Linked DNA regions of Homo sapiens: region 2 is linked to region 1. A link is an interaction called in ENCODE POLR2A ChIA-PET data of the cell type or tissue named here. Cell type or tissue: A673. All regions are shown on one strand. Links, peaks and the distances in the headings refer to the core of each region. The heading gives the core; the rest is flanking DNA.

The links. ChIA-PET counts read pairs that join two places held together with the same protein. Peaks named below come from ENCODE experiments on the same cell type or tissue, not always from the same donor. Only the 100,000 strongest peaks of a DNase experiment are listed, where the experiment ranks them.
Region 2: POLR2A ChIA-PET joins it to region 1 with 17 read pairs; 3 of 35 experiments call an interaction of 5 or more read pairs at or near these places.

What each region holds. Positions count from the first base shown.
Region 1 is chr4:128,554,875-128,571,240 of GRCh38, forward strand. LINC03140 (long intergenic non-protein coding RNA 3140) reads right to left here and starts at 15,669. Exons shown (of 2, transcript XR_007058268.1): 1 at 15,351-15,669; 2 at 13,059-14,413. RefSeq lists enhancers at 11,089-11,589, 11,590-12,090. In A673, for the core only: a CTCF peak has its summit at 10,888 (motif pointing right); a DNase peak (open chromatin) is centred at 10,917.
Region 2 is chr4:128,417,490-128,433,855 of GRCh38, forward strand. It overlaps LINC02615 (long intergenic non-protein coding RNA 2615), which reads left to right and starts at 10,527. Exons shown (of 9, transcript NR_125882.1): 1 at 10,527-10,809. In A673, for the core only: CTCF peaks have their summits at 10,458 and 10,660; a DNase peak (open chromatin) is centred at 10,482.

The DNA.
Region 1 (16,366 bases), core at 3,449-11,448:
AAATCACTGCATGAGACCCACTGAATACTCTACACCACCCCAAGTGTACCCTGGCCTTCACTTCTAGGACCTCCTCCCTGGCCTCCTCTAAATCCAGGAACTAAAGACTTAATGGCCAGCACTTTGGGGGACCTCCAGGGCCTGATTTGGCACTACAACTGGCCCTTGAACCTCATCGGCAGACAAGAATTCTGAATGTAGGCCCCGGGTATATGTACAATTGTCAGGAGCCTGAGCCTCAGAGCAATTCTCCTGGTGCCTGCCCAGATGTGGACCCTCAAGGCAGCCAGAGCTCCTAGCTCCCTTGACCATGGCTTGGGTTTATATAGAGGAGGTCAGGCAACAGAGACTTGCCAGGGCAGTGTTCCCGGTCATGCCAACAAAAATCACTTTTTAAAAGAAGTTCTGAGCCATTGGGAGATCAAAGCTTCTTTCTTTCTACCCTTGCAAGTCATTTCCTCCACATACCAGTGTGGAATCCAGCAGCCTTCACTGTGGAGACCAGTGCAGAAACAGAAGATGTAATTCTAGTCCCAGCTCCAGCACTTAATACCTCCATGACCTTGGGCAAGGGACTTAACCTCCTCACACTGCAGTTTTCTCATCTGTAGAGTATTGATGTTTGACTCAATTCCTTCCAGCTGTAATAACAAATAATTTTGAGTCCTTAAATTTATGTTTACTAGCCCATTCACCCACCCTGTCAATGGATATGCCAGTAATCTTCAAAAAGAAAGATATCATCTGCTAACAAATAATGTTTTGAACACAAGTTAAGGTAAGAATGATGCCAACTGTCCAGTGCAGTCTGAACAAGGGCACTGACATGCACAAGATGAGGCTGGCTTGCCCCCCTCCTGTTACCACATCAGTAAACACATATGAGCTCTCCAGCTGCACTCGGTTGATGGAGCATCACACTAATGGGGCCATGACCATTGATTCAATTCCTGCTCACTTAAAGATAATTTTAACCATCTTTAAAAAACATGTTGTGGCTTATAAAGGGCCCCTAAAAAGTAGGTTATTTTCCCTATTAATAATAACAGGTCAATGCAAATCCATTATTATTATTAGGGGAAATAATCTCAACATATAAGCATCAATTACATAAACTTCAAAATTAAGGTGACATTACATTATTAATGGTATGTATTTGGAATGTTTTTCATTCTTGACTCATTTTGAGTATTGGTAGCTATAATTTATACATTATAACATTTCTTTAAGATTTTCTTTGGTTTCTCAAATTGTAAATTTTTTATATCTTCAGGGTAGAGAAGGGGAAGGAAAGGTTCCATCTCTTACTTTAGAATAAATATCAGTTATAACTTAGGAGCTAGTATACAGAAATGCATTTTGTAGATTTTTATTATCAAGCTCTTCACTACATGGAGATTATACTTCTTGATGTTACACTATAGGCATCAATGAAGATGACTAGGATAAAAATACGGTGATACTGTTGTTTGCAATTGGGAGGATTATTGTTTTAGACTTGTTAAGGACAAAAAATCAGTGCTTTTCAGAGAAGTTTGAGTTCTGGCCTGGCCTATGTGTCTACATGATTCAATGACACAGTCTTGATAGACAAAACAGTTGTGATGGCTTTGGGGGTCACTCTTGCTGGTTTTTAAGAAAGTGAATTCTGAATGTGGATTCTCTTCTCATTCACCTCTTTCATTTTGGCTTCCCTTCTTATCCCCGTAAACAAAAATGCTACTGGACTCAAACTCCCAGCTCAGTTTTAGGAATTGTGGCCACTTTTTTTTTCACAAGCAACACTGCAGACACTTATTTAATAAAATAATTTAAGCTGTGGAATTTAATACTCTTGATTTAGGAAACTGAGGATTTGTCCCTATTAAACATCCTATTTAAGCACTAAAAAAATGATAAATGGTATTTCCAGATGATGTACTACTTCAAGATCTACAAATAATTGCCAAAGTGCAACATGAATAAATTACTATTCCTTTAGCAATTTAACCTCTGTCAGGGTCTCATGAGAGTTTGTTAATTGTTGTTGTGTTAACATTTTAGGTTTTGTCCAAACTTTCTTATGATGCCAAATTTACTGACTCACGCCCTATTCTTCCTTACATGTGTGTAAAGGAGCTTTCAAGACCCGCTGGTAAAATTGAAGACTAATCCATTAAGGCTTAGCAACGAAGAAAGAATCTGCACCTTGGGAGGAACAGCTAAGTATCATGGCCAAAACTTGTTCCTGGGGTTCCTTTTTCCCTTGAGGGTTTCTTGCTTATGGTGCTGTTGTCCCCACATTAATCTCTGCAGAACACTCCTCCAATAATGTTTAATCCAAAGGTAAACTCAACTGTCTCCTTTATTTTCCAAAACACACAGCATGGCTGTGACCAAACTGGAACTATTTTTTTTTTTTAGGCAGGGTCTCGCTCTGTTCCCCAGGCTGGAGTACACTGGCACAATTATAACTCACTACAGCTTTGAACTCCTAGACTCAAGTAATCCTCCCACCTCAGCCTCCCGAGTGGCTGGAACTACAGGCATATGCCACCACACTCAGCTAATTTTTTCTGGAGAAGGGTTCTCACTCAGTTGCCCAGGCTGGCCTCGAACTTCAGGCCTCAAGCAATCCCCCCACCTTGGCCTCCCAAAGCCTGAGATTCCAGGCATGAGCCACTGTGCCTTGCAAACTAGAACTTTTAAACAAAATTTTTAGGCACCAAAAAGTTTGGGATAACAAAAGAAAACTACATACTAAGGAGAACATAAAAATGGACTATCTGGTTTGCAAGACTCAACTCTTAACTGTGTTTCTGCCTCTATTGGAGGAAATCATCAACCTCTACCACTTAGCCATAGGCCAGGTCCCAGAGAGTGATGAGTCTTCCCTTTCTATCTATCTCAGGCTCCCTTTTTCCATCCAGGGACCCCTTTTCCCTGGATAAGAGATAGGGGGAATGTCTGCCCCTTCAGCAGACATTCAAGCCCTCCTTGGCAGAGCCTTATTCTATGACCTCTGCAAGCTCAGGAGGCACCTGGATTGCTCAGCAGCCCCAGGAGACACACCAGAGCATAAGGGGTGTTGATGTTTGGGACACTGTAGGAAAGTCAGGACCAAACCCAAAATGCTTTCTTATAACGATGCTTCTTACCCTTATTTGTGTTTATAACATATTTGCAAATGTTAAGACTCTTATCAGTGTATTTGAAGAAATTAAAAATGAACAAGTCAACAACAATTATAAAACAATCATTTTGGTTGGGCGCCAGGGCTCAGGCCTGTAATCCCAGCACTTTGGGAGGCTGAGGTGGGCAGATCACTTGAGGCCAGGAGTTTAAGACCAGCCTGGGCAACATGGCACAACCCCATCTCTTCTAAAAATACAAAAATTAGCTGGGTGTGGTGATGCACACCTGTAGTCCCAGCTACTTGGGAGGCTGAGGCAAGAGAATTGATTGAACCTGGGAGGCGGAGGTTGCAGTGAGCCGAGATCGTGCCACTGCACTCTAGACTGGGTGATAGAGCGAGACTCTGTCTAAAAAAAAGAAATTTAAAATAAAACAATCATTTCTATAATATAAAAACTTTATCACTTTTATCAATAAATTTTATCAATTTTAAAGTGATAAGAAAAGTGATAAGCTTTGCTACTGTTGAATAGAACAATGTATTGATCTGACTTATATTCTCCAGGCCTCATGTGGTCACCACCTATGTTCTATTCCCAGAAGTTGCTCCTTTGTTCTACATCATGTTGCCTCTGCTCATTGAGCTCTGTGGTCCATCTGATGGACATCGTAAGAACAGGCTTCCTACGCAGATGTCACCAAAATCAATGTTGCATGTTGTTCAAAATTTGTTAGCACACTTACAGAGCTTTCTCAGACATACCAAAGTGCCCATGACCTTAGTTGACAATCACAGTACTACATTCTTAGGGTAACTTGAACAAGGTCAGAATTTTTATATTACGTAATTGTGACTAATCTTGTTATATGAACTTGCTTTTAGTATACATATATAGGTATATGAAAAAATATTTGCATTTAAATTTCCTCCATGTGTGAATTTAGATGTATGAGTTTAGGGGGGTGTGTGTGTTTTATATAAACAATATGGCAAGGAATGCTGGCTAAAATACAAAGATCTACAGATGACTCTCTCAGGATGGGCCCTTGGGTGTTGTGGTGTGGTGACTACCTCAAAACAAAGGGAAATGTTTTGCTATGAATTTCCTGTTCATGGAAAACTATATGGTTGAAAAAAAAAAATCTTCTTTCCTCTTGAGAACTGTCCGTGTGCCAAAGTAAGAAGAAGCTCCTGAAAGGATTACTCAAGCTTCCCCTCCCCCACATCTTCTCCTCATCCCCAAAGCCTAATAATTCTGAAAAAGATGAAATGGAAGGGCACTTGTCACTAAACTTCTTAGCACTTTAAAATAGCCAGACGCATTGCCTGAGACTATGGCAAGTTTGGACTCACACCAGCCGTGAAAATACTCTGTCTTTTTTTAGGAAGTAAATTGCATACACATCACAAAGAGTATTCTGAAAGTGGTTTTCTTTCTGCTTTGTCTGAACGACTTGCACGTCAGCCTTAACCATGCTCTGAGCTCATAAACATGTTCTTCAGCTTGCCAAACTCCCCAACCTCTGCTCAGTTGCCAGAGTGGCGGCATTGTATTACTCCGTTGCTAGGAGGGCAAGACAGCTGAATCCTAGGCCTAGAAAAGATGTCGAGATGGTATATGTAATGTCCTTGTTTTATAAATGAGGAGCTTAAAGCTCAGAGAGACTGCATGGCTTGCTGGAGGCCACAAGCTTGTCTGTAATAGTCTTGGAGCTGGTTGATTCTGCCTCCTCAGTTGATTCAAGGCTGTAACTCCTGCACCATTACTGAAGCCCTTTGAACACTGCCAGATACTATGTAAATGTAAGGTATCTGTGGAAGGCTGAAGCTGCCAGACGTTTGTCTGTCGTAACGAAGGTTTCAGGGTAAGAGGAACTCTTTCCTTCAGCCAACTCCCTCTGTCTCTTCTAAAATGACTGAGAATATACAAGAACCTTTTAGCCTCATTATGTGAAGCCTTGAGAATATAAAGTTTGTGAGCTGGACACAGTGGCTCATGACTGTAATCCAATCGGAGCTACTCTGGAGGCCGAGGAAGGAGGATCGCTTGAGCCCCCGTTCAAGACCAGCCTGAGCAACATAGCAAGACCCTATCTCTAAAAAGTTAAAAAATAAATTAGCCAGATCTGGCAGCACATGCCTGTAGTTCCAGCCACTCGGGAGGCTGAGGTAGGAGGATTGCTTGAGCCCAGGAGGTCTAGGCTGCAGTGAGCCATGATCATGCCACTGCACTCCAGCCTGGGCAACAGAGTGAGACCCCATCTCTTTTAAAAAAAATGTAAAGTTTGGGGTAATTTAGATATGAGGACATATTCTTACAGAATAACTTCAAACTAAGCATTTATTTTCAGAATGGTGAGTACTTATAAGAGGAGTTGTGTCTAAAATCAGTAGTTCAGAAATGATTTCATGAAAATAACTTCATCTTCTAGGTTTAGCATCTAATTCTACAAAGAAAAGAAAATATTATACTTATGACATATTACTATGTAACATCCTGAGGCCCACTGACTTGTGATTGGTTTTATTCATTTCATTCACATTAATCTTAGTTTTTATCCTTCCTTCAAATGTGGGCTGGATTGTTTGACATTGTGATCACACAGAAGTAACAACATACATGATTCGCTCCCCTAATTCTATAACGAACTCTCACACAATTGCATTGTTCCATTAAACCCATCACTTGCCCTTCACCCCTTCTTTCAGTGCTTCCAAATTTTTGAGGTTCAAATATGCATTATCTTATCAATAAAGACAAAAATCTACCAGAAATGGAGGAAATATAGCAGAGCCATTTTCTTTATGACAAAAAAAAAAAAAAAAAAAAGGAATCATCTTTTGCTTTAAATGGGTTACATCAGACAACTTTTAAAGCATATTTCCTGTGGGTCTGATTTGGGTTGTGATATCTACACAGACCGTGTAAACACAGACCGTGTAAACACAGACCGTGAGATTTGCTTTCTTTGTTTGGAGAAAAGATTTCCTGAGTTCCTTGTCCCAGGCTAATTTTTAGGGCATCTTCATGGAATCTCATCAAAGTTTACACACAATCATGTGAAACAATTATATCTGAAGTAACTTATTTACTGATTGGCCAGAACTCAATGGAATTTATTCTCCTGTCATTGCCTGCAATCATGCTCTTGGATCTCTCTTCCTCATTCATGGCTTTGCAGTTGCTTTTAAGTGTAGTATTAAGGTCTGCTGGAGTTAAATCTCCCTGCTCCCATATCAGGCCTCACCCTGATATGGGAGCTTCAGTAATCTCGGTAGGGAAGGGCAGCGTAGTCTTTCCTTTCTTGTTTTTGTTTTTTCTTTCCTTGTTCCTCATTTGTCGCCCCTGGTTCTCTCTTCCTTCTCTATGTGGCACCAGGGAGGAGGGATTAGGAAATGCCTCTTATCTGTCAGTGTTGTTCTAATCTCCATCTCTGTATCCTTGGAGTTCTCCCAGGGCCCTAGGCTGTGGCTATTTACTGTGACCTTTGGTAGTATACCTACAGCCTGGGCTCCTTTTACCCTGCTCTATCTTGGAATCTAATCTACTCTCTAGCCCCAAATCAATGCCTGGACCATCTTTAGCTTCTATCTTTTACCGGTGCACATTCACTTGCTGTGGTTTCAAATCAAGAGATTTATTTTAGTTAGGCATTGTTTTTCACCCTGGGTGCTTTCTCCTATTTCATTTGAGTCTAGCCATGTAATTTAAATTTTATTTTATTCAGGATCTAAATGTTTTATAGTAGTAGGGTCCCCTGGAGTACCAGGTCTGTTCTACTGGAAAGTAGAGGTTAGACCTATGAGTTTGGGAAGCTTTGCAAAAACCCAGGTAAGGAGTAAGATGACCAACTCTTTATTGCATGCTTGCCTGTCCCTATGAATGTGTCTCTTGAGATAAAGTATCAGACTTCTCTATACCTACATAGTTTCTTCAAATAATCTTATTTTTAAATTTCTAATCTTATATAGTCTAGACAGAATGATAACGGTTGGACTGCTATTGCCATGTGTTTTTAAGTCTTTTAGATTTTGTGTGAGTACTTAGTACTTATTGTCCCCAGCTTTGGGGCTCTAAGTCAAAATTCTAAGACAGTAGGGAACATCCCATCTTGTTCTGTGCATGTTTGAGACCTTGTGTTTTTAGATCATAGTTCTTAGCCTCACTGAGGAATCTAAACATCCCTTAAGCCAGTCAATCCCAGCCCTACTGAGGACCTGAATTCTACCATTATAGAGTTGTCTGGTGAGAACTGTAGTTGGGTAAAACTGGTTATATGTTTGACTTGAGATTTCTGGTGCCCTCTTTACAGGATCTAAGGATTTAGAATATACCACTGTGGCATGTTTGGGATCTTCATTAAAATTTTGGAAAAGGAAAATCAGAGCAATACATCTTACAGTGTCTTCACCTTGGGCTTGGACTTCCTCCCAGGCAAGCTGTGTGTCACATGGACTTAGTAGTAAACTATTAAAGAAGGTGGCGTGAATGAGACAAGCTCCCGGAAAGTCAGGATAATGGCCACCATAGCCATTAAGGGCAAAGCCGCTGATGTCTAGTGGTTTCACAAAATTCCCCATCCAGAGGTTTCCCAAAAGTGTTAGGGAAGTCTTGGGGAGGCTTCAGCAGCTCAAAGTACATTGAGCTGTATTGTAACTACCTGATTACCACTCAAGCATTATTAAACTCTAGAAATGTTTGAGTTCTGGTAAGATTTCTAAACACAGATATCTAAGGGGTAACAGTTTGGAGTGTCTGTCATCTTATTCTAATTTTCTGAGTGCTCACCACTACTCCACAGCCATATTTTTGTGCGATGCAGTTCTCTGTGTTTGTTTGTTTGTTTGTTTGTTTGTTTTTTGTGACAGAGTCTTGCTCTGTTGCCCAGGCTAGAGTGTAGTGGCATGATCTCAGCTCACTGCAACCTCCACCTCCAGGGTTCAAGCGATTGTCCTGCCTCAGCCTCCCAAGTAGCTGGGATTACAATCGCCTGCCACTGTGCCCAGCTAATTTTTGTATTTTTAGTAGCGATGGGGTTTCACCATGTTAGCCAGGATGGTCTCAAACTCCTGACCTCATGATCCGCCTGCCTCGGCCTCCCAAAGTACTGGGATTACAGGCGTGAGCCACCATGCCTGGCTGTGCGATGCAGTTCTCTAGCCATAATTGATTAGCTTGGAGTGGACAACTTGACTTCTAGGCTCGATCTTTATTTCAAGAATTTGGAATTGGCACTGAGAATAATTTGCCCTTGTGGTTGAAACTTGATACAAACTCGGAACTTTGCATGGAGGAAAAAAAAAAGAGAGAGAAGAAAAGACAGATGGTTTCTTGTCCCCTGAGGGTTTTCCAGTCTCCAGAGCACTACATAGCTCTTGGCATCCTTCTAATGAATTTCTCTTTTAGGTAAATATAGCTCGAGTTGATGTCTCTTATTTAAAACCAAGATAGCTTTGACTAAGACAAAGAACCCTCCAGTTTTTTTTTTTTTTTTTTTTGAGACAGAGTCTCACTCTCGCCAGGCTGGAGTGCAGTGACACGATCTTGGCTCACTGCAACCTCTGCTTCCTGGGTTCAAGTGATACTCCTGCCTCAGCCTCCCGAGTAGCTGGGACTACAGGCGCGTGCCAACACACCCAGCTAATTTTTGTATTTTTAGTAGAGACGGGGTTTCACCATTTTGGCCAGGATAATCTTGATCTCTTAACCTTGTGATCCGCCCACCTTAGCCTCCGAAAGTGCTAGGATTATAGGCGTAAGCCACCACGCCCGGCTCAGTTTTTTTGTTTTTTTTTTTTTAATTATGATTTCCATGCTTACACTTTTGTTTATGTCGTGAGAGGAGGGGGAACAGGGATAATGGAGAGGGGGTTGCTGCTTTGGTCAGACTTCGGAGTTTCAGACAGCAGGCTCCACTAGAGTCAGTCTAAACAGAAAAGCGTATGTTAAAGAGTATTAGATAGTTCACAGAATCTCTGAACAGAAACATTCTTAGAAGCTCCATGACCAAGAACAGAGCAGCCAAGTACAACACACCCAGAAGACTGCCCGACTAAACCATGGGATTGTTCTTAGCGGCCCGTGTGATAGGGACTGGATGGCAGACATATTTCCACAGCTACCCCAGGGAAACCCAAATGCTTCTTTCACTACTGTTATTGGAAAAGCCTGTCTCACTGAGAATTCAGCCATTTCCTCAAATTACTCACTTCCACCTCCAAGGGTCTCATTGGGGTGGGCTGGGAGTGGGTGTAGAGCTTAGGTCACATGCAGATTCCTAACCACAAGAAAGTATGGAAAATACAATTCTTTTACCTTCCAGCCTGTAGTAGATAGAAAGGCAAACTAGGAGAGCGTTGGAATGAGTGTTGAGTGAACAAATATACAATATCTTCCTCAATGTCCATCACTGTGCTGTGGAGAAAGAAATGTGAATTCTTCAAATGTCTTTCAAACTATCAGAAAAATATGCATCATCATAGCTTTGCAGGGAGAATGGGGAGGGAAGGCACAGAGTGTGGGCTTAGGAAGCACTTATAGATTTGCCATGGGAATGAAGTAGTTTTGAAATATATTAATATATGTTTCTTTTTTGAACTTCCTTTTGTGTGACCGTCCTCATCCAGTTAGAGGTGTTTATTGTGTCAGGAATGATCAATATTGTTGAAATATAAAGGAAAACAAAGTGTCAGCTTTAGTTTTTGTCTTCCCAAGTAGCATTTAATCCAAAGAAAGATAATAATATTGTCTCAGCTAGCCTTTGCTGAGAGAGAAAAGGAGTTCTTTTTTATTCTCAGACCTCTCTTTCACATACAAAACCCAACTTGGATTAGAGTTTTACTATGAGCACAGCATAGAGAGGACAGAAGATACAAGAAAGGAAGAATCAGTAGAAAGGCTTCCTCTGTGAGAGAAAGCAGAGAGATTGGAGGGAATTCGCTCAGGGTGGGGATGCTGTTAGGTCCCTGGAAAGGCACCTCCAACTCTCCAGACTTAAATCAAAGGGCGAAGAAGAGGAGGGTGATAGAAACCACAGATACTGCGGGTGCGAGAGAGTCTGAGAATGTCCAGTCTGATGGATGTTCAGATAGATTGGCCTGAGATGCTGTCTGGTAATAAAGATTTTCTGTTTGACCAAACTTTGGTCAGGCTCTTCTGAGTCCTTTTCTTGACTAGACCTTGACCTTGGTCTCATCCTGACTTTGGGCTGCATAGCCCAGTCTTAACGAAGGATCTTGCTGAATCATTCCCCACCCTAGATATCTGATCAAGTTCCTCATCCCTCACTTTGATGTGTAAGTCCTTAGCCTGCCTTTAGCAAGAATTCTGTAAGGCCAGTTTAGCAAGAGTCCCCCCTACTCTTAATATCTCTTCTTAGTAATTTTTCATCCACCGACTCCTTCACTCTGCTCATTGACTATAAATCCTAAGCTATCTCTACTGTATTCAGAGTTGAACCCAATGTCTTTCTCCTATTGCAACAGATATCATCTCTACTACAGCAGTCTTGAATAAAGTCTTCCTTACCATTTTTACAAGTGTCTGGATAATTTTTCTTTAATACTGGTCCCCAGCGTCTCCAAATGGTATGTAGGAGAACCCAGGGTTCCACATGAACCTGGAAGGGGTTCACAGAAGTTTTGATAAAACAGTGACTGTGCAGAGGCCTAGGGACAAGACAAGGTAATCACAAAGGGTAGAGGCTTCACATCTTGAGGCAATGGCAGGGACCCCAGAGTCCAGCAGTGGGCCAGGCACGACTAGCCACACCTTGGCGGATACCAGCAGAGGGCATCAGAGACCAGACCAGCCTGAAGAAGACCTGCTCTCTGGAGAACTAATGTGCCCACTCTCAACCTCCCTCACTCCTGAGAGGCCGTCTTGGAAAGGAAGAGGGAAAAAAGGGCCCCCTTGAGAAATTTGAAAAAATCAGCACTGAGAAGGAATTTAACTTTGAATTGATTGAATATTTACCCCCAAAAGAATGAGTTAAACTGAAAGAGACTTTCCTAAAAGCAGAAGAGACTGAGGTTTAAGTTTTTTTTTTTAATTGTCTCTGCTACTGACTGGGAATGGGGCCCCATAGCAAGTTGGGATAGATAATGGAAAATAAGAAAGAGCTACATATTTTTTCTTTTTTTTGCACATCTGAGTTGTAATGTTTACATTTCAACCTCCCTGAGTGTAGACTGAGAAAACTGTACAACCCTTTGGAGCACGTCTGATGGTGGTTTGGAAAAGGCTTGGTAGCCTAATGAGAGTCCAGAGAGGATGATATGAGTTGGAAAGGATAAAGGTAGTCCTTTTCTTTTCCTGGGAGCCGAGGTTGGCTTTGCAAGGACTCCTGGGTTTCTGGTGGGCCTAGAGAGAAGACCAAAAGCCTGCTCGGCCAGCTAAAGGTACTGAGTGCCAAAGCTGGGGCAGTGGATGGCTGGGGTGAGGGTCCACAGGACGCTCAATGCCAGCAGAAGGGGACCTGTGGGGGTATGTCCAATACCTGTGGAAGAGGGGCCCCGATGGACACTCGTGACCACCGTCTCGTGGCATGAGGCAGCCAGAGGCAGGATGCTGCCAAGGCCAGAGACCAGCCAGGGAAAGAGACCAACTGAGAACAGACTACAGAGCTTCCCAGCAGTAGATGTCCACCCACTGCTCAGGGACCAGTACAGCCACCAGAAGCCCCTCTCCCATAAGTGTGAGGACCTGACTGAGCATTTACTCAAAAGAAATTGATTTCATTTGAAAGTGTAAACCTGAGATGGGCAGATCATGTTAATTGGCAAGTTTAATTCTATTTCCCACAGTTTAGTATAGTGACAAAGAGCATAAAGTCTTGAGTCAGATGACCTGCTCTTGAATTGGCACTGTTTGCTAGCTATGTGGTCTTGGGCAAATAACTTAAATCTCTGTCACTCGCTGCTCATCTTCTAAATGGGGATCCTGATAGTACTTCCTCCTAGGAAGTGTAAGGATTAAATGGTTAATATATCTCAAGCACTGAAAAGAGTGCCAGGACACACAGCAATCACTGTATAAAGGTTCGCTATAACAATTGCCCTACAGGATGTGGATTCACAAGGAAGCTGGAATCTGTTATAGAAACATTAAAAAAAAAAAAAGCTCCACATGTTTGCTCCATCTCATCCGTGGTGTGTAAATTTTGGACCCCATCATAGACAGATCCTTGGCTCCAATAGCATCACACCTAAGGCAGCGGCCCCAGGGGGTAGTATGTCAAAAGTCCTGCTTCATTCAGGAGGCTAAACTCAGAAACCTCAGCTTCTGAAGTCTGTCAATATGCACCCACACACCCCTCTTTAGAGTGATTTCTTTTAGCATTCAGGATGGTTTTCAACCCAGAGACAACAGGCTGCCCCCCTGCCTTGGTCTGACTGCCCGTTTTAGTTGCTATTCTTTTATCTCTCACAACTGGGTGAAGTTGCTCCCTGAATTTTTATAGCACTTCAGGAAGAGGCAGGCTATTGTTACAAGAAGAACGTTTAAGTATATTGTTCACTTTTTTTGAACAGAGATTGTCGATGTTATTTTTAAATTCTAAACCTTTGGGGGCAGTAAGAGTTTTAGGGGAACAAACTCTTTAATGCATAATGAGACTGGATCTGCGCTATTATAAAATGGGAGAGCCCTGGTGTCAATTGCCTGTGGTAGAGTGTGGCATTAACCAAACTAAGGTCAGGCTTCTATTTTAGCATGGGCTGAGGCTAACTGTACCCCCTGCTCCCTGGAGTCAGGCTCTCAGATGGCTGCCTATGGATTTGTTCAGGCATTTACTCATTGAGGAGGTAGTGGGGACAGGAGGAGAACTCACTATGCAACTACCATTTGCTGAGTGCTTGTCACATGCCAACATTGTACCGGGCACTCTGTATTAAATACTGCATTGGTTTCCTAGGACTGCTAGAACAAATCACCACAAACATAGTGGCTTAAAACAATATAAATTTATTATCTGATAGTTCTAGAATCTAGAAGTCTGAAAATAAGTTGTCAGCAGGGCCATGCTCCCTCCCAAGGCTCTAGAAGAAAAAGAAATCCCTTCTTTCCTCTTCCAGCTTCTGGTGGGTCCAGGTGTTCCTTGGCTTGTGGCTGCATTGCTCCAGTCTCTGCCTCTGTGACCACATTCCCGTCTCTTCTTCTTTGTGTCTTCTTCTGTCTTAGACACTCATTATTGGCTTTAGGCCCTATCTAGAAAATCCAGGATGATCTCATCTCAGGATGCTTAACTTAATTATATCTGCAAAACCCCCTTTTCCCAAATAATGTCACATTCACAGATTCTGAGTTTGGAACATAGATATATCTTTTGGAGGGTTCACCATTCAACCTACTGCCGATACCTCTGAAATTCTCACAAAGTCTGAAATCATCCATCATTATCTCAAAATTGAACTTCAAAAAGTTTTCTTCAGTTATTCAGGATTACACGTTTCGTAAGTGACAGAGCTGATTTAAATGCGGGATTGTCTGGTTTCAAAGATGTTGTTCTTTCTACTGTATGATACTAAAAACGACAACAATAATCAATGATCTTAGCTGGCATGTCCTGGATGCCTATGGATCAGGCACTATGCTGGTATTAAAAGTATTATTTCTAAAGTTTCTAATAATCCTACAGTAACGTCTTCTTATTCACAATTTATAGATGAGGAAACAGAGAGGCTCAGATGAGTTAAAAAGGCTCAAGGTCATACATATAATAAGCAGGAATTTGAAATCAAAGGGAAACCAAGTCAGATGACTTTAGAAAAATCTTCAAAGCACTGAGGAAACTGACAGATAGTAGGTTAGCAGCATTACTTTGGGCAGATGAAGAATTGGAAATGTCTCTTCGAAGGGCATTAAAAATTCCTGAAACATTTGGGATCAATTTAACCCTACCTGGTGCAGTGTGTTATGGGGCGATTTCCACACTGTAAGGGAAGCAGAGATTTGGGGCATTTGCATTTTTTTCTTTTTCCAGCCCTCAAGCCATTCTCTGTTGTCAGATCCAGTCCATGCCTTGACTTTGCCCATTTATAGAGGACTGTTTTGATGCTACAGAAAGCACGATCACTCTACTTTGAAAAGCATTTAAGCATTTTCAGAGCTCAGTCTCATTTCATTTTGCTCTTAGAACAGTCCCTGAGGTTGGTAGGGTGAGTATCATTATCCTCATTTACAGTCCAGGAGCCTGAGTTTCGAAGTGAGTTGTTACTATTTGCTTCACACAGAGGCAGAAGCAACTTGAAGCCTGACTATTTGAATGCAATTCTAATTCTTTTTCCAGAGCACCAAGCCTGTTTTAGATTAAGAAAAAAATTCCAAGAAAAAAAGGAAAAAATTGGCTACCATTAGCTTTAGGTAGGTAACACACACACATATTCTCTCTCTCTGTCTCTCTCTCTCTCCTGCTCTTTCTTTCTGTCTCTCTCTCTCTCTCTCTCACACACACACACACACACACACACACACACACACACAAAGTGATAAAAAGGTCTCCTTTCTCTTTTCAGTCTTGAGAATAAATGACTGCATTTCCCCACTGGTACTCAGAAGTGATTTGCAATTGAGAATTCTTTTTTAAGGGCAGAGGGCTCTTTTGTATGACCTTATTTTCCTTGTAGTTCCAAACAAGTGGGCTAAGCATGCTCTATTATGTCCAGACTGGTGTTTATAGTCTCATCTTCAGATGATAGATGTTACTTTATAATGCTAAACCTGATATTACACAATTCTCAACCCCTCTTCCAAAGACTGGGCTGCGTATGCCAAAACTTTATGATGACAAATCATAGAATTGGAAGGAAAGAAATGTGATACTCAAACTCTACTAACTCAGATAATATACAGAAATATCTGTAAGCCAGTGGTACTCAGTCTTCATTGTTGAGAGGGAGGCGATTTTCTAAATAATGTTACAGAGAAAAGAATTTAACCCAAGAGCATGATAGCCCACCAAAAGAATTCTTCTCTGACTGAAGTATGAAGGGTCCTTCTTTTCTCTTGAATCATTATCTCAACACAAATCTTCTGTGCCTCCTTAGACACTGTGGCCACTGTCCACTTCTAGGACCTTCAACTACTCAACCACCATACCTGCCCAACACAGTTCAACTGGCTGGGACTAATCAGGGACTTACCTTAGAAGTCCCCTTAACTCTCCACCCCTCAACCACACACACACACACACACACACACACACACACACACACTGCCAAGCCACCTAGTACTCACCTAGAGGTTCTGGCTCTTCCCCTCATTTCCAGGCTTGGATGAAACAGGAACACTATACATACATCAGGTTTGGGGTTTGGGGTCCCATGTAGTTGGAGCAGTCATATGATATAAACTTGGAAATGTGAAGGAGTTAATTCCTAGTGGGACAAGTTTTGACCAATGAAAAACAGGCAATGGGAGGTAGGTGGGAAGATAAACTTCTCCTTTATTCTTCCCAGAGAATGCTAGAGGCATGGTCCCTCCCTGCATCCACTGCAAGATGTCCCACATGCCAAGGGAACAGACCTGCTGAGCCTCCCATGCCTCATCAGCCAATGGCTCATCCCGAAGCAGAAGCCAGTTGTGCAAGGCATGACTGTGCATTGTTTCCTATACTCACTTCCCTTTTTTCCTTTTTCTGCAGCTTCCCTGGCCTGGGCTTGTGCTTCCCAAATAAAATGTCAGTACTTTAATCCTTGCTTCAGGCTTTTTTTTTTTTTTCCGCTAGAAAACTAAATGAGAGCACGCCTGATGGGTTGGTGTCCTCACTTCCAGTCACCGCCCCCTTTCCAATGGAATCCGACACTGAAGCATAAGTTGAATGTGGCATTTCCCTTCAGCGGGCTCCCACTGTCTGTAAAATAGAGTCCATACTCTATCATCTGGTGTTAATAGCCCTCTAGATTTGGTCTCAAAGTAATTTTCTGATTTTAGTTCAGTGATTTTTTAAATTCATATACCATGTTCTCTAACTAAACTGAACTACTTGAACCTTTTTTTATTACCCCATGTTTTCTGACCTCCATGCCCTTAATTATGCTCTTTCCTCAATCTGAAATGTCTGCACTTACATCTCCTCTCTACATTTTAAATTCTGTCCATCAAGAGCAAGCTCAAATGTCATCTTCTCAGATTAATTACCAATTCCTTCCTCTCTGCTGCCAGCCCACAAAATTTAATAATCTATTTTTTTGGAACCCCCAAATCATCTTGTCTGTGCTTCTCTTGTGGTACTTCTTACTTTTTACCCTATG
Region 2 (16,366 bases), core at 5,559-13,558, 140 kb before region 1:
ACTTGAGTACAGAGAGGTCAAGTAGCTTGAATAAGATTGCAGCTAATATGTGATAAAGCCAACCCAGCTCCTCAGACTTGGGACCTGACCCTCTTCCCCTTCTACTTGAACATGCTGTTTGTATAGGTTCTCATCACCAGGAACTTTTTGTAAGAAACCCAAATCCCACTTGCTGTAATATGAACCTATTTATTTTTGTTCTATCCTCAGTGAATATAAAAAAGAATACTCAATCACCCCCAAATTAGAGGTTTATTCCAAAGTGGTAGGTTTACCTCATATAGTGTTAGGATAATAAGGCCTTAAGTAGAAAACATTGAAAGAGACTAGCAAGTTTTAAAAGAGGCTTTAATCATGTGATCGCATTTCTCATTTCCAAGCAAAGTGTGTGCACATGTGAGTGTTTGAGGCTGACGTGATAGCCCTGTGATTGTCCCTTCTTCCACTTCTATCCAACATGCAGAACATTTTCAACCTAAAGTATAAAACTGTAGTGAAGGATGTAAAAGTGTAAATCTGGGTGCTCACAAGTATCATCAGCTCCTGGAAGAAATATCGTATATTTTCTATTTCTGTTCTGCTCATGGATCACCCACATGTCACCTTTTCTCCACCCTGTCCTCGATGATGTGTGCTTTTTTGGGCTGAGCTCTGAGAATGAGGTGTGTAGATTAAAATTGTACTGGGACTCTGGCCTGGCCTAGAAGAAAGTTCAGGAGTGAGTGTCAATGTTGTGGTTGGGACTCAGTCTGGTTGGAGGGGAAATAGTTGACTAATGGAAGGAGGCAAAGGCAAATCCTGAAACAGGCAGGCTTGGGAAGCAGGGAGGCCCTTAACCCAGAGGCAGGAGAGAAAAGTCTTGATTTAAATGTTCGAAAAACGGACTGAAAATAAATCAGTCTCTTTTATTAGTATACGGCCTAAATTTACACTTCTAATGTCACCACCAAAGAATAACCCATTTGTTCTAAAAGGCTGGCGTCTTTAGTTGGCTTGGTTATCCAGTGAGGGAGATGTCTTTTCTGGGTAGACATCCTTGGTACATTGTGGATAATGCTGTACCTTCCAAGTGGGTTTACATCTTTTTTTGAGGAGCTCAGATTTTTATTTCACCTTAACTTGGAGCAGGTAGATTATTTAGGACTTCTGCTTCTCTTCGTTTTGGTTTTCTCTTTGGGAATTTTGCAGCTCCTGGACTGGAAAGGGATTGGGCTTGGTTTTGCCAGGCTTCTCTATGGAGAAAATATGACATGCCTTGATGCTCATTTCTCTGAGCCTGAAACATATTTTACATCATAATTGGCTTTGAGGGTTTTAGAAACAGGACATGACCAGCTTTTTTGAAATTAGAATGTTTGTCAGGTCATACCTGATGAAGAAAATATCAGAAATATGAACACTAAGGTAGAAATTACTTTAGAGTGAATGTTGGTTGATGGAGTCATTCGTTGCATTAAACAGATATTTATTGAATGCCTGATACTGGGAACTGAGTAATAAGAAAAAATAAGGTGTTTTCTGTTTTCTTAAGAGGCCCACAGGAGCTGAGAAGGCAGCCAATTACCTGTAGAAAGCATGATAAGTACTATGGACGTTTTGCTTTGCGTTAGGAATTTCAGTACAATGCTGCAGACAAAGGTCTCTCTAACCAATATTGTCCTCTAAACAGGAGTATTTTTCATGAACAATCTCATATGTTAGCCAAGGTTATGTTTGTTCCTGTAGGTTACCCATTTCACAGAGTGTAGTTGTTTTGATCTATGTCAAAAACAACCTATGTGCCCTGTATCCCAAAAGACATTAAAATGGCTTGGCCTGTTTTCCCCACACAGGCTTAGAAGCATTACAAATACTGTATATTGTTAAGTTTGAAATGCTAAAGAGAAAATTTTCAGTATAGAATTTAATCAGCCAAACTTAATTTCTTCTGGAAGAGCTAAATATATAAGCTATTGTACAGTTTTAGATTTCTGGGAAAAATAAAACCTTACTTTTTATTAATTAGCATGATAATTTTTTCAAAAGTGACCAGACAATTGTTTTAGGATAGCTCCTATTTAATATAGTTTCCAGAGGGAATATTTGCTCTGAGATGTGAGAGCTTCCTGTTTCTTACTGGAAGCCCAAATGAGAATTCAAAGTATGTATGTGTGTGGTAGTGATGGTGGGGGCACCCATTACTTTCCAATATATCAGTATAACTCCTTATTCTTATTCATTATTATTCACTTGGTTCCTCTTACAATATGAATAGAAGGAGAAAAACATTTATAGATTACTTAAAACATTTTATGAGAAGAAAGGGAACAAATTAGCCCATTTGAATCACTAGCTTTGCAGAGGAGAATGGGCAGAAGATATATTTAATCTTTCATCAAAGACTTTATTCGAAATTACTAATATACAGTTTCACTCAGAACAGCACTAAATGAGTTATTAGGACATTTAAACAAGATCATCATTGTTTTTATTAGCAGCATTATTCCTTACTCCTTTTGTTAGAAAAACACCCTGCAGTGTGTGCAAATCTGTTTAATTGCAATGCTTTTACATTTTCTTTCAAATGTAGTTGACTTATTTTATAAATATTTCAAGTACATAATTGCTATTTTGCTTTAATGAAATCACAAATGTATTTAGATAATCTAAGAGGTTAGAATACATTGCTCCTATGTCAGGTTTGTAGAAGAAGTAAGAATGACTTATTGACTTTATTGACTATGATCCTGAGGGAGAGTCTTTCACCCTATGATCCTCCTTTGTAGTAAACATCTGTGGCATTGCATACACCTGGGCTTCAAGCCCAGTTCTTTAACTTACTAGTTGGTGTGATCTTAGGTAAGTTCTTTATCTTCTTTGAGCTTCCAGAATGTTCTGTAGATTTTATTGAGTATAGTAATATGAACTTGCCAGACTGATAGGAGGATAAATAGATAATAAAGTACCTAAGAGAGGGCCAGGCAAATAGTAAGTACTCAATCAACGTTAATTTCTTTCCTTGTCAGCTCCTTTTGATTGATAGAGGAGACTTGCTAAAGAGATTCTTGAGGTTCTGATCCCAGTTGTCAGTAGAGATCCATCTTCTTTTCTTTATTACTGAAGTTAAGAACTCTAGATTTAATCCAAGACCATTCCTTCTATGTGCTGTGCAAAAAAAAGCATGTCTTTAGTCATATGCATCCTGTCTTTGTGGTTCAACAGTGGTCACAATAGCAAACGTGAAGATATCGTGCTGATCTGGAATAGAGAAAAGTGGAACAGATGTAGAATTTGGGGCTTGGCTAAGGCTGCTGGGAAATTTGCATTAGGTGGCCTAGCTGGGAATCCAGAAAAGCAGGTGTTTTTGCAAGGATATGACCTGGGGTGGTGGTGGTGGTAGTGGCATGGGGTGGTCCAGGAGGCCACAGGGTACAGGGCCTCTGCCCCCCTTTTACTGGGGCAGAGGAAGCTACGTGCATCCACAAAGAATCCATTCCACAGCCAGTGATCACTATTTGCTCCTAGAAAATATCTAGGAAATTATCCATGTTCTTATCACTTAACCCTATAACTCTAAGTCCACACAATGCTCATTGACACATTGAAATGAAACCAGTTGCTTCAGTTAATGATGTAATCCAGTCACTTCCCATATAGGCACATCTTTCTTAAAGCCTCATGCTGGAGAAGATGGGTTGGCATGATTGTGTGGCTTTCACGTGATACTGTCCTCTGGGGAGGCATAGGAATAACGTCGCCTCGAATGTATGACCTTGAAAATGTGTGATGTACAATGCATTCCTTGGTACTGTTGCCTAGAGAATAACAAGAAAGTACTTAATGTGGTTGTTATTTGTTCCTTGCTACTTCCCTGGGCAAATTTCCATTCCACCTTAGAGGTATGGTGGAAACAGAGGCAGCAAGGCCAAATCTTGACTGTCCATCAGTCGTTTCTGAGATTTGGAGCAACCAAAGGCTGACCTGGGCATTTCTGCTCATTCCAGGATGGGCTTAGAGATTCACCAGGCCTTCCTGAGAATGGAAGTCTTTTCTGTACTTCTCACAGAGCCCAGAGTGGCATCTATACCACAAAATAGTTGCTCACTATGGATCAACTTATTGGATGAATAAAAGTTTTTCTGAGATAAGCCCTTTTTATATTTGCCACTTATACTTGTGGACAGTTGTGCCTTGCATTGTTATCATCATCAATATCATTGTAATTGTCATTAACAGGAAACACCTGTAAGGCAATATCCAAGGTGTTATGCAAAAAAGAATGAGAGACACAATCAAAATAGAACTTTTGAGGGCAATGACCAAGTCTTTTTTTGTTAACTTTTATTTTAAGTTCAGGGGTACATGTGCAAGATGTGCAGGTTTGTTACATAGGTAAACGTGTGTCATGGGGCTTTGTTATTTCATTACTCAGGTATTAAGCTTAGTATTGGTTAGTTTTTTTCCTGACTGTCACCCTCCACTCTCCAATAGGCCCCAGTGTGTGTTGTTCCTGTCTATGTGTCCATGTATTCTCATCATTTAGCTCCCACTTATAACTGAGAACATGTGGTATTTGGTTTTCTGTTCTTGTGTTAGTTTGCTAAAGATAATAGCCTCCAGCCCCATCCATGTCCCTGCAAAGGATGTGATCTTGTTCTTTTCTGTGGCTGCATAGTATTCTATGGTGTATATATACCACATTTTCTTTATCCAGTCTATCATTGATGGGCATTTGGATTGATTCCATATCTTCGCTATTGTGAATAGTGCTACAATAAACATACACATGCATGTGTCTTTATAATAGAACGATTTATATTCCTTTGTGTATATACCTAGTAATGGGGTTGCTGGGCTGAATGGTATTTCTCTTTAGGTGTTTGAGGAATCACCACACTGTCTTCCACAATGGTTGAACTAATTTACACTCTCACCAACAGGGTATATGCATCCCTTTTTCTCCACAATCTCGCCAGCATCTGTTACTTTTTAACTTTTTACTAATAGCCATTCTGACTGGTGTGAGATAGTGTCTCACTGTGGTTTTGATTTGCATTTTTCTTTTCTTTTTTTTTTTTTTTTCAGACAGAGTCTCATTCTGTCGCCCAGGCTGGAGTGCAGTGGCACAATCTTGGCTCACTAAAACCTCCGCCTCCCGGGTTTAAGCAGTTCTCTGCCTCAGCCTCCTGAGTAACTGGGATTACAGTCGTGTGCTACCATGCCTAGCTAATTTTTGTAGTTTTAGTAGAGACGGGGTTTCGCCATGTTGACCAGGCTGGTCTCAAACTCCTGACCTCGTGATCCACCCATCTCAGCCTCTCAAAGTGCTGGGATTACAGACGTGAGCCACCGCATCCAGCCCTTGATTTGCATTTTTCTAATGATCAGTGATGTTGAGCTTTATTTATCACATGTATGTCTTCTTTTGAGAAGTGCCAGTTCATGTTCTTTGCCCCCTTTTTAATGGGGTTGTTTGCTTTTTGCTTGTAAATTTAAGTTCCTTATAGATACTGGATAATACAACTTTGTCAGATGGATACTTTGCAAAATTTTTCATCAATTCTGTAGGTTGTCTGTTTACTCTGTTGATAGTTTCTTTTGCTGTGCAGAAGCTCTTTAGTATAATTAGATTCCATTTGTCAATTTTTGCTTTTGTTGCAATTGCTTTTGGCATCTTCATCATGAAATCTGCCTGTGCCTATGTCCTGAATGGTATACCTAGGTTGTCTTTCAGAGTTTTTATAATTTTGGGTTTTACACTGAAGTTTTTAATCCATCTTGAGTTAATTTTGGTATAGACCAAATCTTAAACGACTTTTTATTTCTAGAGCTTAGCCCAGTGCTTGTTGCATAGTACTGGCACAGTAAGTTGTTGAATGATGACACCTGAAAAAGTGAATGTGTATGATAAGAACAGATCAATAAAAGAGCTGCAATAGCTGAAGAGCTATATCTTACACCCCATTTTCCCTTTTATTTAATCAAACCACCTCCCCAGCACTTCCCACCCCACATCTGAAATAACTCTCTTTTTCTTTCATTTGAGAAAGGAGTGTATATTCTATCCCAGTGCTGTTACTTGGATCTATTAAGGGAAGCACAGGCTATAGTGCTGCTGTAATGCTAGGATTTTGGCTGCCTTGAAATTTAAGAGAAGAATTCTTTCTAATACTAGAAATAGATCAATATTGAGCTCCTGCTTTTTCTCTGTGCCCAGAACACCTACTGAAATCAGGAGGACCTGGCAGTGTGTGGGAACAGTGGAATGGGGGCCTTTGTCTGTTAATTTGATTTTCATTCTTTCATTTCACTCCAAAGGTGATTCTGAAAAATAAATGCATTTATAAGGCTATTAATAACCATATTTTCCTCTTGATCATTATGATTAAGTTGTTGGTACTGCCAGGTGCCTGCTGCTCCCATCACAAAGCCCTGAACAATTTTGCTTCATCATTTGACTACACTGAGTTACTCTATGTTGGAGGAGTTGCTGCTGATTTTTTCCTTCTCCTGTCAGTTGATTTAAATTCACACTGGAAACAGAGAATCAAGTTTAAAATAATATTCTAAATCATAAAAGTCATTCTTTGGTTAAGGAACAATAAGTCAGCTTTCCTTTTATTAGACTATTCCCAAGAAGGGTTTCATGGTCAAAATGTCACAGCTGGGTTTTTTTCCACATTTTTTCTTCTTCCATCCTGAGTGTCTCATGATCCAGTTGTTCGTTGAAGCCTGCAATCCCTGAATAAATATTCTCCTCATTGTATTTACTGCAAAAATGTTCCACAGATCTCCATGAGTTAACTCCCCAGACCCCAATATTCCAGTTCATGCTTTGCAGTGTCATGGAGCAGATCAGAGTACACACCCTGCAGAAAGATGCCCAGTTTTGAGCCCCAGCTCTGCCCATCTACTTGCTGTGAGATTACCAGCCTCACCAAACCTTTGTTTCTTCTTATGAAAATTAGAATCATAATAGTATCTACCTCCTCAGTTGGTGATGAAGAGTAAAACTTTCCTGGAATACTGACAGTGCTCAATAGATGGTAGTTTTATTATTGTGAGAATGAGAAAAGCAGTTCCCAACATCCAGCAGCTGGACAGACAGCAAGAGTTCTTGGTGTTCTCCTGCTGAAATAAACATTTTCACAGGATATCAGCATTAGACAAGGCCACTCTGTGATCGTGAAGGATAAAGAAAAAAACCAAGACCATTGTGTAATTATGTTTCAACACAGATAAATTATGGACATTGTCCAAGACACAAAACTGACCAAACATCCCTTTATTCTGGCTAATATGAATGACTGCTGATTTTTTTAAACCAATTATGGCTTTAGCCTGGCTCTCTTCATCCCTTTTTCCACATAAGATTTATCACGATACTTAGTCATAGAAGTACTTTTGCTTCCTGATAGTATCCAATCAACAGCAAAGTCCACTTCCTTAAACCCTCCCAAAAATCACCTAACAGGACCAACATTCTACACTAAATCCTTTCTAATACTTTCTTACTGAGACACTCCATGGTTCCTCACTGTGTGTGTTCTCTCTTGCCACAGCACATGATTCAACTACACGTGTATTTCTGGTAGTCTCTGTCTGCAGGGCATTGACAGCTACTCCTTTTGAAAACCACAAGTCACAGGATTTAAAGTCATATAGCAAGGAAAGGACATTTTGTGACCTTGGATAAGTTATTTAATGTCTCTGTTCATTTTCCCACTTGTTAAAATTAGGGGACTGAGCTCATGCATTCTATGTGCCTTTTTAGCACTAACATGCTATGGGTATCTGTGTCAGACACTTACCAACATTAGGAGTGCTGTGGAACAGAAATACTTAATGCAGGAATGTCCTCAAATTCTGATCTTTCCTAGACTGCCAAAGAAAATCCTGTAATTCCAAATTCAATTTATCCCCTCCTCCCACCTCTTCATGAAAAGGAGCTCTTTCTTTCTGGGAAATAGGCTAATATGCTGAGAGTAGAGGAAGGAGAAGAAGGAAAGAAAACCACGTAGGCTGGGAATGGAGAAGGAGATTTTCTGGGAATCACAGAGACTGATAGAGACATGGAAACACCAGAGAGAAGTGGCTGAGAGGAAACAGGAAAATAAAGCATTGTGTAGATCATGTATTTGTATCCCTTTTATTGCCTTTAAAAAGTAGCAAGTAAATAATAGGATTGATTATTGAGTAATCTGGGTTGTTGAATAGTGTGTCCTGAAGAGAACATTCATCAATAATTGAATGTGAGTTTATAGGATTTGGGGAACACATTTGTTATATAGTCAGAGAACCCCCCAAAGAAGGCCTGTTTCTCCTGGAGAGCTTGCCACTTTATAGTTAATAAAGGTAAGAAGAAGCTTCTTTTTCAAACATTTTCAGGATTTAACCATTCACAGCTTCTCCTGATCTCCATTCGGAAGGACCCATAGAGTCCAGCCCTTGTGTGGGCGATAATGAGAATGTGCTTACATGGAGCTGGATGAAAGAGGCAGAAATCAGTATCACTAGTTTAAAGGTTTATGAGGCTTAGTTAATTAAAGCTTTTAATTTGCACGGGAACCCAAAGAAGCTAATCTTTGTCAGATCCAAACAGTAAGATGACTAGCCATTCTGGTTTTCCCATAATGATGAGGTTTCCTGAGATGGAGAACTTCCAGTGCTAAAACCAGGACATTCCTAGGCGAACTGAGATCAACTTAGCATTCCTCTTCCTCACAGACTCAAGTTTTCTTCCATTTAAAATGCTGTTACAGACTGAATGCTTCTTTCTAACATGTTCCCTGTGCATCAGATCTCTGCTAAATAATGGAGTCCTAGAACTGGAAGGGATGCTTAGATGTCATGAGGTCATCCACTGCCTTCCAGTAGGTTTCATTCAGCTGGGCTGTTTAGATCATCTGCTCCTAAAAAACGATGTGCTGGGAAACAGAGTCCACAGATAGTGTAGAGTCTGATACTTAGTCTGTAATTTTATAATCCTTACTATTTGCTATTTGAATATCTTTCATATTATGTGGTTTCTTTTTTTCTTACACGTTATTATAGGATTGAGAGGTGTGGCTGCCAGTTTCTGCAGAGGAATTATGGAGGTTGAGTTTAGAAGTTCATGGTTCTAGCAATAGCCATGGTTTGGGGGGAAATTACTGCTTTGTTTTGGCAAATGTAAATATAAGTTTTCAGGAAATATGTGCCTAAATTAAGAGTGCAGTGTTTAGACGGTTCCCCCAAACTGCTGTTAAAACTATAAGGAGATTGGCTTGTCTCATTGATAAGGAAGAAAGTTGCTAATATTTTATTTCCTGCTTGTTTTATTAATTCTTTATATTTGATATTCTCTTATATCCTACTCAAATATGTGTATAGATCTCAATAATTCTAAAAGTTCAGGGAATGGAATTCATTTTTTTTGGTAAATATATTGCCGTTTTCTATCTCATTAGGGTAGACAATTTGTCTATCTCAATTGGCCAAACTGCTATTGGGTCGCAGTCGCCTTAGCTTGTGTAAACTATAAAGAACTGGTTCAGATACTCTATATGGAACTCTGTCAAATTCTGGTTCCCAAACCTTGGCTCAGTTTAAGACTTCAAGATACACACATAAATGTAAATAAATAAATTAAAAGTATATATATATATTTATTGTTGTTGTTGTTATTGTTAGATAGATTGTTTTGTCCCAAAGGTATAACCAGTACGTGGTCACTATAGTAAATACATAAATTACAGAAAAATAATAGGAAGAAGAAGAAAATTACTCTGATTCCACCTAAAGATAGTGATTGATTTGGGGGTATTTCTTTTTGCTCTTTATTTCTATGTAGTGTTGTTTGTTTCACATATTATAATATTGCATCCTACCCTTTTCACTTATAATTATAACACAAGCATTTTTCCATTTAATCATGAACTCTTTTTAAATAACATGTGTAATGGTTGCACAACATTCCATGGCATGCTGTAGCATTTCAGTAGAACATAGCTCGGTGGAGGAGACAACAGTATACACATAGAGTAAGCTTAGATTATGTTCTCAAATTAGTTAGGCAAGAATGTAAAATCTGATGGGCAGCAAGGTGTCCTCAGAGGATGGGAGCAGATGCAGGATAAATCAGCATGGCTTCTCTTACTCTGTGCTGATCCTCATGAGGCACGTGGCTGCAGCTGATATCCTTCATAGCGGGTCTCTGGATCTGGAAAGCTCCACAATCCTTTCACCACCCTTTTATATGCTTCTTGGAAGAATTTACACCAACAAACTATGCATTTTTGTTGAAGATAATTATTACAACATTGAACTTTTCTGGAACCAAACTCAGCAAAGAATAGGTGATGTTCTCGTCTTGAAGGACATATAGGGTATCAATTTATTGCCTCACAGCTACAAATTCACTCTTCATTGCATGCTCTGAGAAAATGGATATGGGCCCTTTAAATATTTTTCTTTGCCAGATGGCACCATGTTAATCTTTGTCGGTAGAGGGTGCATGAGAGACATGATAGGAGGAACGGGCTTTGCTTCCTGGTCTGACCATTTTTATATGCAAGCTCCTGGAATGCCTGTGGTTTCTCCAGCACCTGGGTCCTGCTGGCAACCAGCAGCACCCAGTGGCCAGCAGCGTACTCTTTCACCTCTTCTTGGGTGACTTTGTGGAATGCTCCAATGTGACATCTCCCTGTGAACGCCTTTCCTGACACCCTAAAAAGTGTCAGGAATTTCCAGCAAGTTCCAGAGAGCAGGTTTCCAGCAAGTTTGGTCAGTATGACACCACAGCGATATCTCTGCCATTCACTGAACTTGGATTCTTCCTTCTTCAGTGAGGTATGGATTTCAACCCTGGATTGGGAAGTGGCTGGGGACCCTTCCCTGGGCACTGTATCCCAGCCCTGGGGACAGTGGCTGCTTCATATTCCCGTATCCATTAGCATTCTCTTCTTTTTTTTTTTTTCCTTTCCAACTTTTATTTTAGGTTCAGGGGTACATGCGCAGGTTTGTTACATGGGTAAACTATATGTGATGGGGGTTTGGTGTACAGATTATTTCATCACCCAGATAATAAGCATAGTACTTGACAAGTAGTTTTTCAATCCTCACCCTCCTCTCACCCTCCACCCTCAAGTAGGCCCAGGTATTTAGTTTCCTTCTTTCTGTCCATGTGTACTCAATGTTTAGCTTCCACTTATAAGTGAGAACGTGAAGTATTTATTTTCTGTTCTTGCATTAAATTGCTTAGGATACTGGCCTCTAGCTCTATTCATGTTGCTGAAAAGGACAAGATTTCACTGTTTTTTATGGCTGCGTAGTATTCTGTGGTATATAATATGTACCACATGCTCATTATCCAGTCCACCATTGATAGGCATCTAAGTGGATTCCATGTCTTTGCTATTGTGAATAGTGCTGTGATCAACATATGCATGCATGTCTTTATGGGAAAATTATTTATGTTCCTTTGTGTATATACCCAGTAATGGGATTGCTGGCAGTTCTGTCTTAAATTCTCTGAGAAATCTCCAGACTGCTTTCCACAGTGGCTGAACTAATTTACGTTCCCAACAGCAGTGTGTATGCATTCCCTTTGCTCCACAACCTCACCAGCATCTGTTATTTTTTGACTTTCTAATAATAGCCATTCTGACTGGTGTGAGATGGTATCTCATTGTGGTTTTGATTTGCATTTCTGTAATGATTAGTGATATTGAGCTTTTTTTCATAGGCTTGTTGGCTGCATGTATGTCTTCTTTGGAGAAATGTCTGTTCACGTCATTTGCCCATTTTTTAATGGGGTTGTTTGTTTTTTGCTTGTTAATTTATTTAAGTTCCTTATAGATTCTGGATAGTAGACCTTTGGTGTATGGTTTGCAAATATTTTCTCCCATTCTGTAGGTTGTCTGTTTACTCTGTTGATAATTCCCTTTTTTGTGCAGAAGCTCTTTAGTTTAATTAGATCCCACTTGTCAATATTTGTTTTTGTTGCAATTGCTTTTGAAGTCTTTGTCATGAAATTTTTGCCAGGGCCTATGTCCAGAGGGTACTTGCTAGGTTTTCTTCTAGGGTTTTCATAGTTTTAGGTTTTACATTTAAGTATGTAATCCATCTTAATTTGTGTATATGGTGTAAGGAAGGGGTCCAGTTTCCATTTTCTACATATGGCCAGCCAGTTATCCTAGCACCATTTATAAAATAGGGCATCCTTTCCCCATTGCTTGTTTTCATTGACTTTGTTGATTATCAGTTGTAGGTTTCTGGCTTTATTTCGGAGTTCTCTAACCTGTTCCATTGGTCTATGTGTCTGTTTTTGTATCAGTATCATACTGTTTTGGTTACTGTGGCCTTGTAGTAAAATTTGAAGTTAGGTAGTGTGATACCTCCAGCTTTATACTTTTTCCTTAGGATTTCTTTGGCTATTTGGGCACTTTTCTGGTTCCATATGAATTTTAGAATAGTTTTTCTAATTCTGTAAAAAATGTCATTGGTAGCTTGATAGGAATGGCATTGAACATATAAATTTCTTTGGACAGTATGGCTGTTTTAACAATATTGATTCTTCCTATCCATGAGCATGGAATATTTTTCCATTTCTTTGTGTCATCTCTGATTTCTTTCAGCAGTATTTTGTAATTCTTGTTGTAGGGATCTTTTACCTCCCTGTTTAGCTCTATTGCTAGGTACTTCTTTGTGTTGCTTTTGTGAATGGGGTTGCATTTTAAAAAATAATTTAAAAAATTTTGAGGGGTACATATTAGGTGTACATATTTATGAGGTACATGAGATGTTTTGGTACAGGCATGTAACACATAATAATCATGTCATACAAAATTGGCTATTTATCCCCTCAAGTATTTATCCTTTGTATTACTCTTTTAGTTATTTTAAAATAACTAAAATTATGCTTTTAGTTATTTTAAAATGTACAATTAAATTATTGTTGACTATAGTGCCCCTGTTATGCTGTCAAATACTAGGTCTTACTCTTTCTTTCTATTTTATTTTGTACCCATTAACCAACCCCACTTCTTCCCTGCCCTCCCACTACCCTTCCCAGCCTCTGGTAACTATCCTGTTCTCTATCTCTGTGAGTTCAATTGTTTTGATTTTTAGATTTCACAAATAAGTGAGAACATGTGATGTTTTTCTTTATCTGCCTAGCTTATTTCACTTAACATGATGACAGCCAGTTCCATCCATGTCGTCGCAAGTAACAGAATCTCATTCTTTTTTTTGTGGCTGAATAGTACTCCATTGTGTATAAGTATGACATTTTCTTTATCCATTCTTCTATTGATGAACACTTAGGTTGCTTCTAATGTTGGCTGTTGTTAACAGTGATACAACAAACATGGTAGTGCAGATATCTCTTCAGTATACTGATTTTTTTCTTTTGGTACATACCCAGAAGTGGGATTGCTGGATCACATAATAGCTCTATTTTAGTCTTTCAAGGAACCTCCAAACTGTTTTCCATAGCGGTTGTACTAATTTACATTTCCACCAACAGTATATGAGGGTTCCCTTTTCTCCATATCCTCACCAGCATTTGTTTTTGGCTGACTTTTGGATAAAAGCCATTTTAACTGGAGTGAGATGATATCTTGTAATTTTGATTTGCATTTCTCTGATGATCAGTAGCATTGACCACTTTTTCATATGCCTGTTTGCCATTTGCATGTCTTCTTTTGAGAAATGTCTATTAAAATATTTTGCCCATTTTTAAATCGGATTATTAGATTTTTTTCCTATAGGGTTGTTTGAGCTCTTTATATAGTCTGCTTATTAATCCCTTGACAGATGGGTGTTGCAAATATTTTCTCCCATTCTGTGGGTTGTCTCTTCACTTTGTTGATTGTTTCCTTTGCTGTGCAGAAGCTTTTTAACTTGATGTGATCCCATTTGTCCATTTTTTTCTTTGGTTGCCTGTGCTTGTGGGGTACGACTCAAGAAATTTTTGCCCAGACCAATGTTCTGGAGAGTTTCCTCAATATTTTCTTGTAGCAATTTCATAATTTGAGGTCTTAGATTGAAGTCTTTATTTTATTTTATTATTAAACTTTAAGTTTTAGGGTACATGTGCACAATGTGCAGGTTTGTTACATATGTATGCATGTGCCATGTTGGTGTGCTGCACCCATTAACTCGTCATTTAACGTTAGGTATATCTCCTAATGCTATCCCTCCCCCCTCCCCCGACCCCACAACAGGCCCTGGTGTGTGATGTTCCCCTTCCTGTGTCCGTGTGTTCTCATTGTTCAATTCCCACCTATGAGTGAGAACATGCAGTGTTTGGTTTTTTGTCCTTGCGATAGTTTCCTGAGAATGATGGTTTCCAGCTTCATCCATGTCCCTACAAAGGACATGAACTCATCAGTTTTTATGGCTGCATAGTATTCCATGGTGTATATGTGCCACATTTTCTTAATCTAGTCTATCATTTTGGACATTTGGGTTGGTTCCAAGTCCGCTATTGTGAATAGTGCCGCAATAAACATACATGTGCATGTGTCTTTATAGCAGCATGATTTATAATCCTTTGGGTATATACCCAGTAATGGGATGGCTGGGTCAAATGGTATTTCTAGTTCTAGATCCCTGAGGAATTGCCACATTGACTTCCACAATGGTTGAACTAGTTTACAGTCCCACCAACAGTGTAAAAGTGTTCCTATTTCTCCACATCCTCTCCAGTACCTGTTGTTCCCTGACTTTTTAATGATTGCCATTCTAACTGGTGTGAGATGGTATCTCATTGTGGTTTTTATTTGCATTTCTCTGATGACCAGTGATGATGGGCATTTTTTCATGTGTCTTTTGGCTGCATAAATGTCTTCTTTTGAGAAGTGTCTGTTCATATCCTTTGCCCACTTTTTGATGGGGTTGTTTGTTTTTTTCTTGTAAGTTTGTTTGAGTTCTTTGTAGATTCTGGATATTAGCCCTTTGTCAGATGAGTAGAATGCAAAAATTTTCTCCCATTCTGTAGGTTGCCTGTTCACTCTGAGGGTAGTTTCTTTTGCTGTGCAGAAGCTCTTTAGTTTAATTAGATCCCATTTATCAATTTTGGCTTTTGTTGCCATTGCTTTTGGTGTTTTAGTCATGAAGTCCTTGCCCATGCCTATGTCCTGAATGGTATTGCCTAGGTTTTCTTCTAGGGTTTTTATGGTTTTAGATCTAACATTTAAGTCTTTAATCCATCTTGAATTAATTTTTGTATACGGTGTAAGGAAGGGATCCAGTTTCAGCTTTCTACATATGGCTAGCCAGTTTTCCCAGCACCATTTATTAAATAGGGAATCTTTCCCCCATTTCTTGTTTTTGTCAGCTTTGTCAAAGATCAGATAGTTGTAGATATGTGGCATTATTTCTGAGGGCTCTGTTCTGTTGCATTGGTCTATATCTCTGTTTTGGTACCAGTACCATGCTGTTTTGGTTACTGTAGCCTTGTAGTATAGTTTGAAGTCAGGTAGTGTGATGCCTCCAGCTGTGTTCTTTTGGCTTAGGATTCACTTGGCAATGCAGGCTCTTTTTTGGTTCCATATGAACTTTAAAGTAGTTTTTTCCAATTCTGTGAAGAAAGTCATTGGTAGCTTGATGGGGATGGCATTGAATCTGTAAATTACCTTGGGCAGTATGGCCATTTTCATGATATTGATTCTTCCTACCCATGAGCATGGAATGTTCTTCCATTTGTTTGTATACTCTTTTACTTCACTGAGCACTGGTTTGTAGTTCTCCTTGAAGAGGTCCTTCACATCCCTTGTAAGTTGGATTCCTAGGTATTTTATTCTCTTTGAAGAAATTGTGAATGGGAATTCACTCATGATTTGGCTCTCTGTTTGTCTGTTATTGGTGTATAAGAATGGTTGTGATTTTTGTACATTGATTTTGTATCCTGAGACTTTGCTGAAGTTGCTTATCACCTTAAGGAGATTTTGGGCTGAGACGATGGGGTTTTCTAGATATACAATCATGTCATCTGCAAACAGGGACAATTTGACTTCCTCTTTTCCTAACTGAATACCCTTTATTTCCTTCTCCTGCCTGATTGCCCTGGCCAGAACTTCCAACACTATGTTGAATGGGAGTGGTGAAAGAGGGCATCCCTGTCTTGTGCCAGTTTTCAAAGGGAATGCTTCCAGTTTTTGCCCATTCAGTATGATATTGGCTGTGGGTTTGTCATAGATAGCTCTTATTATTTTGAGATACATCCCATCAATACCTAATTTATTGAGAGTTTTTAGCATGAAGGGTTGTTGAATTTTGTCAAAGGCCTTTTCTGCATCTATTGAGACAATCATGTGGTTTTTGTCTTTGGTTCTGTTTATATGCTGGATTACATTTATTGATGTGCATATGTTGAACCAGCCTTGCATCCCAGGGATGAAGC